2 separate regions of the Homo sapiens genome follow, and region 1 is linked to region 2. A link is a loop called in an ENCODE intact Hi-C map of the cell type or tissue named here. Cell type or tissue: endothelial cell of umbilical vein. All regions are shown on one strand. Links, peaks and the distances in the headings refer to the core of each region. The heading gives the core; the rest is flanking DNA. Region 1 overlaps LOC101928272 (a long non-coding RNA gene). Region 2 has its middle 120 kb from the start of LINC02676.

Evidence for each region. A loop is a pair of places that touch in the nucleus more often than their neighbours do. Peaks named below come from ENCODE experiments on the same cell type or tissue, not always from the same donor. Only the 100,000 strongest peaks of a DNase experiment are listed, where the experiment ranks them.
Region 1: it touches region 2 in a loop (4-fold over the local background); 4 of 110 quality-filtered maps call a loop at or near these places.

Annotation. Positions count from the first base shown.
Region 1 is chr10:9,208,413-9,210,912 of GRCh38, reverse strand. All of the region lies in intron 4 of LOC101928272 (a long non-coding RNA gene), which reads left to right. Among named protein-coding and RNA genes, the nearest start is that of LINC00709, 66 kb to the left of the region's middle. In endothelial cell of umbilical vein, for the core only: a CTCF peak has its summit at 1,525 (motif pointing right); a DNase peak (open chromatin) is centred at 1,522.
Region 2 is chr10:9,013,953-9,021,398 of GRCh38, reverse strand. No RefSeq gene overlaps it. Among named protein-coding and RNA genes, the nearest start is that of LINC02676, 120 kb to the right of the region's middle. In endothelial cell of umbilical vein, for the core only: no CTCF peak of the experiment used is centred there; a DNase peak (open chromatin) is centred at 3,028; H3K27ac peaks cover 1,310 bases.

The sequences.
Region 1 (2,500 bases), core at 1-2,500, 190 kb before region 2:
CAGAAAAACAGAAAGGTAACAAATACCAATTTTTTTCTTTTTAAAGAAAATATTTAAATTATTTTAATGGGTGAATATACATGAAAATGATCCATTCAGTTCACTCTGCTTAATAAAAGTTATTTCAAATAAAAAAGTCATTGTAAGTCAGGGTGTTACTATTTACATATCTTATCCATATTGTCTTTATATGTTTCTTCTTTATGTTGAAGCTTGTTAGCAGTTTATGGTTTGTTAAAAATGGCTGATGCCACTAAGCTCAAAGTAAATGAACATTTATGTGCCAAAGGCCCCCTATAGACTGGTTAGTACGTATGCCAAGGAAACAAATCTCAGATAACTGGATTTTCATTTTAGCTTTGTGGATTACCTTGAATGCGTTATATATTTGTATTAACATAAGAAAATATAAATAATGTCTTTCACGTAACAAAATAATTCTATGTCTTAGGTGAAATAACTCCACTCATATTTTCCCCTGCCAAATAAAAAGTGCTGAGCACAATCTTTCATGTAAGATCTCATTTCTCCTTTTAAACTTCTCCTATGAATGAAAACCAAATGGCAACGCAGCATTGAAAACCAATGCCTACAAAAAGTACACAGAGTTTGTAACATTAAAAAAAAGCAGGAGCTAATGACACATAACAGGTAAATAAAGGGGGAGGGGACCCCTGAACTTATACCAGGCGTCCAGGATAACCCTCTTGAAGTCTATTAGAAACATGCATTCATCAGTACAGCTCTTTGAAGGGCTTGGAAGATGTGAGGTTTGAAGGAAAAACAAAATGCTATTTTTTTTAAAAAATAAAAAGTGCTGAAAAGGTAGGGCTGCTTGAATTGTTAACCAATTCAAACCTAAATGTTCTGGGTGAGACCTCCATTGCAATTTACCCAGAAGGTGGGAGAAATGTTTCTGATATATGTGGAATAAATACAGAAATCAGCAACATAATAGAAAAACAATGTGCCCTTCAACATCAAACTGACAACAGGAAAAATCTCTCCATGTTCTTCTTTCTTAGTTCATGCGTTTATTAAACACACACATGTGAACTGCACCAGGTACTCTAAGTTGGAGAGCTTAGGTTGGTATAATCACAACCTTGGTGTGAGTCCATATCAATACATCTTTGAGTTAATAGTAATGCTATTAAAATAAATGGGCCGAACCATTGCGATTTTTAATCACTAGAAATTCCCTGATCTTATAAAGAGTTGCTCATTTGGAGTCCATTTTAAGTACTTTAAATCTTCGTTCAAAAATATTAGTAAATTTTTATTTTGCCTACACATTTGTTCATTCTACACACGCTACATCCAAACCTAGAGGGGAAATAGTAAAACTAACTTAAAATGAAAGATACTTTAACAACTACTTCTGCTTGCTTATTACATACATTGAATTGTTAAGATAGAAGAGAAAATAAACAAAGTCATTGTATTTTATTTTCTATGTAGGACACGGTGTCCAAGCAAAACAAACGGGGTTTGGTTGAACATGCAATACCGGATGTCGCCACTGGATGGCAATGCCAGCTTTTGTCTCTAAAATGTGCATGGTACCTTTGATGAGATTTAGCGCCACAACCCTTGGGTCCTAAGTTTCTCAGGACCATCAAAGTGTAAATACGCTGGGGTGAGTCTCCAGCACACATCTCGCATTCCTTTGGGATCTGTCGTCTTCTGGTGCACCCGATGCTAAGGCAGCCCATAAAGCTTCCTTATTTGCTATTACTCTTTGGGAACCTGATGTTCAATAGAATGCCAAGTTCATAAGAAGAAAAAAGGTTACAAAGAAAGTGAATAGGAGGTGAGATGGAAGTACAAATAGGGCACCAGATTCCTTTCCGCTGCTGAATGATGTTAAGCTTGCACAGGACCAACATCTCAAAAATATACTTGTTATGAATTCACTTTCTACCATATAGCAAGAATAGCCTTCACTCTTTTCAGCATTTTATAGTCTAAATCACTTGTTCTCACAAGCTATACACACACACATTCTGACATGTATACACACTTCAAATAAATGTTTGTAGTTGAGACAATTAGCTGATGACAGTTTAGTTTTCCACAGTGAATTGGTTTTAAACTTACAGTAAGGAAAAAACCTTTGAAAACATTATTTTAGGTATACTAAAGAAGCTAAAGGTTTTTACAACGAATTTTGTGTGGTGTTAAAATATATAAATATCTAAATTTGTATTAATTCAAAGATTAATGATAATTATGAAGGTGTTAGATATTATCTGGAACAATGAATCACTTCTGTTCAGAGAAGGAAGGATTTAATGCCAAATAACTTTGCTTAGTTATATGGATGGGAAACATGAGTGGGGTAAAATGATCACATTTTTAAGGTAAAATAAAGAGGGAGAAAATTTGTGTAAATATATGAAATAAAAAAAATTGATAAATTTAATTATCCTTAGTTCAGGAAACACATTTATCTATAACTCCTTATTACTATTTTAACATATAAAAACTTTGGCAAGCA
Region 2 (7,446 bases), core at 1,518-4,017:
TGATATCCCACTGCGTATGTAATAAAACTCTTTACCCTAGCATCCATAATGTCTTTGAATAATGTCATCTCATTCCCCTAATGTCCCAGGCAAGCTAGGTCTTATCATTGCAGGACCCACTGGGGACCCATTCCTATCTTCTGCTCTTCCTCATACTTGTGAATCAGCATTTTTCTCTCAGCACAACCACATTGTCATGAGCCTTCTAGGTTCAGCTCTTTCATGGGAATTGCTGGTTCATCCAGCAAGGAAGGAATTAATGTAAATAATGCACTGTGACATCTCCTGAGCATTTATCACTTTATTCTTAGCATTATAAATAAATTTTAAATAAATAAATGTGTGTGTGTGTGTGTGTGTGTGTGTGTGTGTGTATGAGAGAGAGAGAAAGAGGGAGAGAGAGAGAGAGAGAAACCTGTTTATCCAATCATTTGTCCTTAATAGACCAAACCTGTTGGAATCTCAATCTGGCTTGTCTCGAAAAGAGTTTTGATCATATTAGGTAAACAATCAACACAATGGGTCGGATTGTTTATCAAATTCTAGACTCCCCAAAGGAAACCTGTAAAAGTAAAAGAAATGCAGCAACATTTACTATTCACTCAACAGACCTTTCAAGGGTCCTCCTATATAGCAGAGAATGCATTGAGTACTTTTTTTTTTTTTTTTTTTTTTTTTTTACCATGTCTATGTTCATCTGTAAGTGTATCTCAGGTAGCAGAAAATTCCTGCACATTTCAGACACAAAGGAATAATAAACTCCGGGGTAGTTGAGCTGCCACTTAACAGCTCAATCAAAGGAATATATTTAACTCTCAATGTTAAAAATGCAAACAAACCTTTAACTTCCAAGATCGATTACACGTAAAGAAGGAGGCTTGCTGGCAACAGCATTCTGTCTTGTCAAGGGCTCCTTATCATCAAGGAAGAATAAACACTCTAATTATATTTTTTTTTACTTTTTTGTTTGTTTTCTAATTGGATCATTCATTACTCCCTAGAATTCAAATCAACATCAGATTTATAGTTGGAGACTATTGAAATATTGATTTGGTTATAGAAATGTCAAGCTTGGCAGGTAAGCTGTCTTAATGCCAGAGAATGATTGTTTTAGCAAACTTGTTTAAAAAGGCTGAAAGAATGTAATGAGCAAGCAATTTGCATCTGTATCAGGCATAGAGAGAACTTTTTAAAAATTTAAACAGTCTCCTTAGCATCCCTCCCATTCCTAATTCCTGAAATTAAGATAGCAAACCTGAGCCTCATTATTAAAAGGCCCGGCGTTCATTTTCTACTGCTTCATCCTTAATGCTACATTTAAAGTGAGATACAGAGCATACTAAATTATACAGGATGTCATTATTAGGATAGAGTGTGCCATTGCTGTACTGTAGTTAAATGTGGGTTCTACATGGTTCTGCAGTTTCTAGCCCTATAAACCTCACATGCCATGTTCTCTCTCCATATATCTTAATCACCTTTAATTTGGAAATAACAGATCTACCCTGCTTATCTTACATTGTTGCAGTGAGAAGAATGACTACGTTTTTTGAAACCACCAGCCATGCTGTACTTTTAAAACATTTTTTCCTTGAGAAATCATTGCCTAAATCTCATACATATGTGCTTCTCTGCAGAAAAAAAAAATGAAATAAAATAAAAATCTTTATTTCCAATGAGCTAATGAGGAAAAAGGGGATGATGAAAAAACAGGGAGTGGGAGCAATTTGGAAATGGAAAGAATGCTGAATACCTACATGATGCCTAATTCAGAAGAACATTCTGGTATGTAGGACATTATTTTCAACTCTATCACTTACGGCAGATTTTTTTTTTATATGCAGATGTATCTCTACTCTCTAAAGATGTACATGTGTACACTTATAGTTGAGAGCCAAGTCTCCCTTATCATTGGTGAATGAGAATGAGCTACTGAAAACAAAAAGAGGGTCTTCTACTCAGCCTCTACCCCTAATATTTATATCAGAAGCGGAGATTAACTGTCCTTACTCATTCACACGTTAATGGAAGAGAAGGAAGTTTCCTAGAAAAATCCTCCCGCTCCACCCTGCAAACTTTATGCTTTTCTGTTACATAATCAGGCAGGGGCAAGACCTAAACTATTTTGAATTGGTGGTGTTGAGGCTAAATTCTCTGCTATTGACAGAATTGAGAATGTGATCAATTTCAGAGTAGCATGTTACAAATTTTGTCCCAATTTCAATGGGGAGAATTATAACAAATCAGTAGTGGTTGGCAGAATCTGTTCTTACTTTCCTCCCATCCAGTGACTAGGATTTGGAAAGCAGTGTTTTCTATCAGGATGATATACCAACATCACATTTTTAATGCTAAGAGCCGAGCACCTCAGCAAGCTCTTCTGAACACACCCTGCATGCTGTCTCCCTTGTACATCTCTAGCTGATGATTCAAAAAAGAAACCTTTTAATCTCACTCCACTGATCAGCTATGATACTTAAATGTTTTAGCTGTGAGCAAAATAATATGCATTCTCAAAGAGAGTATCTTCAGACTCCAGTGGCCGAGAATCTAGAGTTAGCAATGGAAAAATTAGTCTCGGGCTTCTGTTTCTGCCCACAGTTTTCAAATTAAGAACAATGTGTTTGCACTTAATGAAACAACCTCTACTGCTCTTCAAGAGGACTCAGGATACCGATTCTCGAGGCCCCTGGCGGTCCCCTGTAAGTACCATATGCTGTCCTTCTAAACTCTAGCAAATGCTTTCCCCACTGGTATTGAAACTTTCAAAATTCTCATTTTCAATCTGCTATCCCCTCCAAAATAGTATTTTTAGATTAGATTTCCTTTTCTTCTTCTTTTGTGGAATTCTTCCAAAAAATGTGAACTATGTACATTAAGGGAAATCATAAATCAGCAAACTACGCAACATTAAAATGCATGCAGTTCACTTTGAGGATTTGCAGTTAGTAAGAACTAGATACATATATTTGGTGGTATTGTTGTGGATGTGGAAATGTCATTCATATAAGGAAAATGAGTTTATGGTCTCAAGACCATAAATCAGTGAGTTGTCTGAGAAACCAAGGGTACCAGTGAGGCATTTCCTGATTTTTACTCATAATATTTACAAAGATTAAAAGAGATAAAATTCCAAATGTGAAGGCTTAAATTGTTCAAATCCTTACTCAAAGAAATAGTGGGAAAGGTGGGTAAGTCAGAGTCTGCTGCCGATGAAGGAAAAAAATCAAGTTAATCTCTTCTGAAATTATCATGATTTGTTTGGTTTAGATTCCCAGAAACAAAGAAAAAAAATGGAAAAAAAAGAGGACAAAAAGTACTTTCTAAGCACTTTTTCTTTCGAAATTGAAAAGTCAATTTTGGCTAATTCAATGTTTTCAAAGAACAAAAACACAATCAAAAAACCAACATCAGGATATTTTACTAGTGTGTTATTTATAATAATCCAATGTAGCTTGAGACCTTAAGGATGAGGTATACTTGAATTCAATTGCTAGAATTCCAGATGCTACCCAATAATATTCATTTTTATACTGGAGCAAGTAATTTTTTTGTGGAGCTAGCCATTGGAAACTAGGAAGCAATTTCATTTAAAGGAGAAAAAATAGATTTTATTGTATATTAATTTCCATGGAGAAGTCATTCTGATCATTCTGAAGCTCTTTTTCCATAAGGAAATGGAAACAATTTTTTCAGTTGTAGAGGACTTTAAAAATTTTATAGCAAATGGCTTAGTACTTGGCTAACCTTTTACTTTATACTGGAAATTACGGTAAAGATACTCCAGGATATACAATATGTTGATTTTTACCCTCTGTGGTAAATTAGATATTTTTAAATGGTATTAACCAAATATTTTAGATGCTATGAAAATGGGGAGAAACAAACATAGACAGAAGGAAATATTTCTTGATCATTCATTGTAATTCAAATAATATCCGTTACCCATAGATTTTTCAAAGGAATTAAACTTCTTTTGTATCATCCTCCTTGCCTACTTGAAAAGTTAAATGTTCCCTTGAAAGCTCCCCAGGGCCTGAAGATGTGTCCAGAGATGAATTTTCCATGGAGATTCTATCAACATAAAATGTTTTTAGTATTTAAGTGTGTGAATAATTAGTAAAGAGAGATTCATCAAATCTAAAACCCTATTTGTGGGACCTGTCCAGTCCATTTGGGGCATCATCTAGCTTTGTGCACGTTTGATTTTCTTAACCAACATGAGATTGTAGTCCTCATCATATAAATGAGAAGACAGAGTCTCGGTTACATCATTTGCCAAATAACAAATAATTGGTAAGTGTCTGAGACTAACCCCAGCTCTCCAACCAAGTGCACACTCTCCCCTCTACTTTTAACACTCTCTTTAGATGCACTGCAGACCTCATCCCCAGGAGCCGCTCCCACAGTGCTCCCCTTCCCGCTGTACACATTTCTGGGCTGAGTTTTCCTCTGGCCAGGTTCAGACACTACCTTGTGCCAGGGAGCACTCTCCTGTTCACTTCGAGGCTGATAGGGCTGTTTCTCTTCTCTCAACGTCTTGTCCCTGTGGGCCTTAAAAGGGCTGCATTTGAATTTAAGGAATTTACATGGCCACTGTAAATGGAATCAGTGATCTCTAAGAATCTCTCTATGATTCTTCCTACACTTAGTGAAAAATACGATGCCTTTTGCCAACTGGACTCATGAACGTAAATGTCACTGAATTATATTACACTATTTGCCTACCCACCCACAATTTTAATTTTCTCTACATTGCATCCCAAGCATCTTACCATTGTACTTTGTAGAGAATATCTGATCAAAAGATAGAATTAAATAAATAATTAATGAGCCAATAATAAGCATCTTAAATTGTTTCAGTCTGCCTAGTTATAAAATAGGACTTTATTTTTCATGGTTTGGTTAAAAAAATAAAAACTACATTATTATCATGTCCTTAAAATATTCCATTCTGAATTGTGCACCAGAGGTAAATTTCCACTTACTTCAGGTAGATTTTTTTTTTCTTTTTAGAAAAAGTAGGCTTACATACATGGTGTTAAATGTAGTTGTGGTTTGTATTTTCAGGAGCTGATATTAACTTATAAAACATAAACATGAAAGCCATTTTAAGTCTCTTCAAATCACTTGCTTACATAATGAAAAATTTCCTTGAATATATTAGTCCTCCCAAAATAAACTTAGCTTCTATTAGTCAGTTACATTGACATAAGTTCATTTAACAATATCTGGCTTATTACAGAAATAGTAGAAGATGTAGCATCTAAAGTCTGGACTATTTTATAGGATCAATTAAATTCATTTAAACCAAACATCACATATTTGCATTTAACTCTAATCATGCAATGAAGACAGCTCCATTCTCTGTTGCTTCCATTTTCCTTTCTTCTCTATTGTTGAACAAGTTTGTTTTCAACTCCAGTTCAGTTTCTTGGGCTCACTCAGTTCTTACTATTAAACTGTTAAAAAGTGTTAGTTTTACTAAATTCCTCTATTACACTTATTACTATATTTAAACCATTTTTTTATCTGAAGAAACTCCCTGGAAATAACCATTTTTTCCAACATATTGTCATGCCTTTAAAATAGTCTGCACAATTCTAAGAGTCACAAATTCAGTTTCTAGAACCATCGCTTTAGACTATCACAGTCAGGTAAGACATTACAGTTACAAAACAACTTTAAATTTTAAGTTGCTTATTATTCTAAGAAAATATCAGCTCTGTTTGGTTTTCATCACAGCACCCAGGAAACAAAAACAGGAGCTTCAAAAGAAGCGAAACTATTTTTTTAAATGATTAGGGGACTTTAGACAGTGTTAGACAATCCAGAGTGTTAATTACCTACAGTGAGTTGCTTAATTATATACCTCTGATAAAATTAATAAATGAACACTTTAAGATTTTAATTAAAATATTTTTGTAAAAATGATGTTTCCCCCCTCTCCTTAAGGGTATTTTTTAAAATTTAAGGAATGAATTATGCAGGAAAAAAATCCATTGTGTTTGTAAGATAGCCAGTTAGGTATAAATTTTGGCTTGATCCTTCCCAGATCATTTCACTCCCCACAACATGATTTTTCTTAATTAAAACCACAGTGGAATGATTCATTTAAGGAAGATAAAAGCAGAGCTCAAGGGTCAGCAGAATGACATAGTGGAAAGTGTCGATGTGGTCCCCTGGTATTTTCAAAGTTAGGAGGCAACTATTTCCTGGTTTGGTTCTGCCCACAGATCTCCCATAGAAATTCAAAAGAACTAATGAACACTCTGAGTCTATCAAAAGGAGAATAGGTCCCCAGAGAGTGGTTGATTTTAATAGTGTTGACTTTTACATCTCCGTCTTCACAATACTTAGCTTCATGGCCAAAGTTAATCCACCACATTTTAGTTATGGGAACAAATTTCAAAAATAGATCTTTCTTCAGCTGATAACAGAAAAGGATGGAAAAACTGGTCCAGTAGAGAGGAAGCAGTTCAAACAAGTACATATTAAGACAGTCTTTAAGGCTATGAGTAGCAATAGTTTCACTTGCATTGGGCCCACATCTGTAACATTCTTCCTTAAACGCACCAGCAATTCAAGGGTTAGTGATTAATACATAACTAAAGGTGAGAAAGAGAAAATTAAACTCTTCAAAGATATTTCCTAAATTTAACTTAAATTGTCTCTGGCCAAACACAAACCTTGAATATTTAGCTAAAAGAATTCCATATTTAAAATACATATGACTGAATTGGATGTAGTACTGATTCCCCCTGAAAATGACTACGTAAGGCCCATCAAGGTCTTAAATGAGGTTATTTAAAAGGTACTATCTGCATGACAGCATTACCTCTATTAAATCATATAAAACCCAAGGATGAAACAGGATGTCTCCTCAGTTGTGAAGGAGTATTTCTTATCCTTTCAACACAGTTATTCTAATCTGCAAGATTCTACTTTCTAAAGAAAGAACGTTTAAATACTTTGGTGAATGGTAATACATATCATGAAACCTATTTTACAAATGATACTTCTTGGGATTTTTTTTTAAAAAAAGATACACAGGACAGATGCATGTATTTATGAGGCTACATTTTAACTAAAAGACAAATGGCTGTTTCAGAGGTTTCCATCCCCAGCTAGTAAATTACAATGTCTGTGGCAAAAACCAGTGTATTTAAGGTTTCAAGATGACTTTTGTTATTCCTCTATGTCCCTGGTCACTTAGAAGTTTCTGAAAACCTTGTGTGTGTTTCAAGTCTGTTCAGGGTTAAACTCTATGTAGATATTTGGAGGTAAATCAATTCAGCCATTTTGAGTTGCACAAAGGAGGAAGAAAAAGACATTTTTTTGTGCTTCTTTCTACATTTATTTTACACTTATAGATACATAAAAATGGCTGAAAGTTTAAAATAATATTTATTTACCTAAAGGGAGGAATCAAAAAGTTAACTCTGA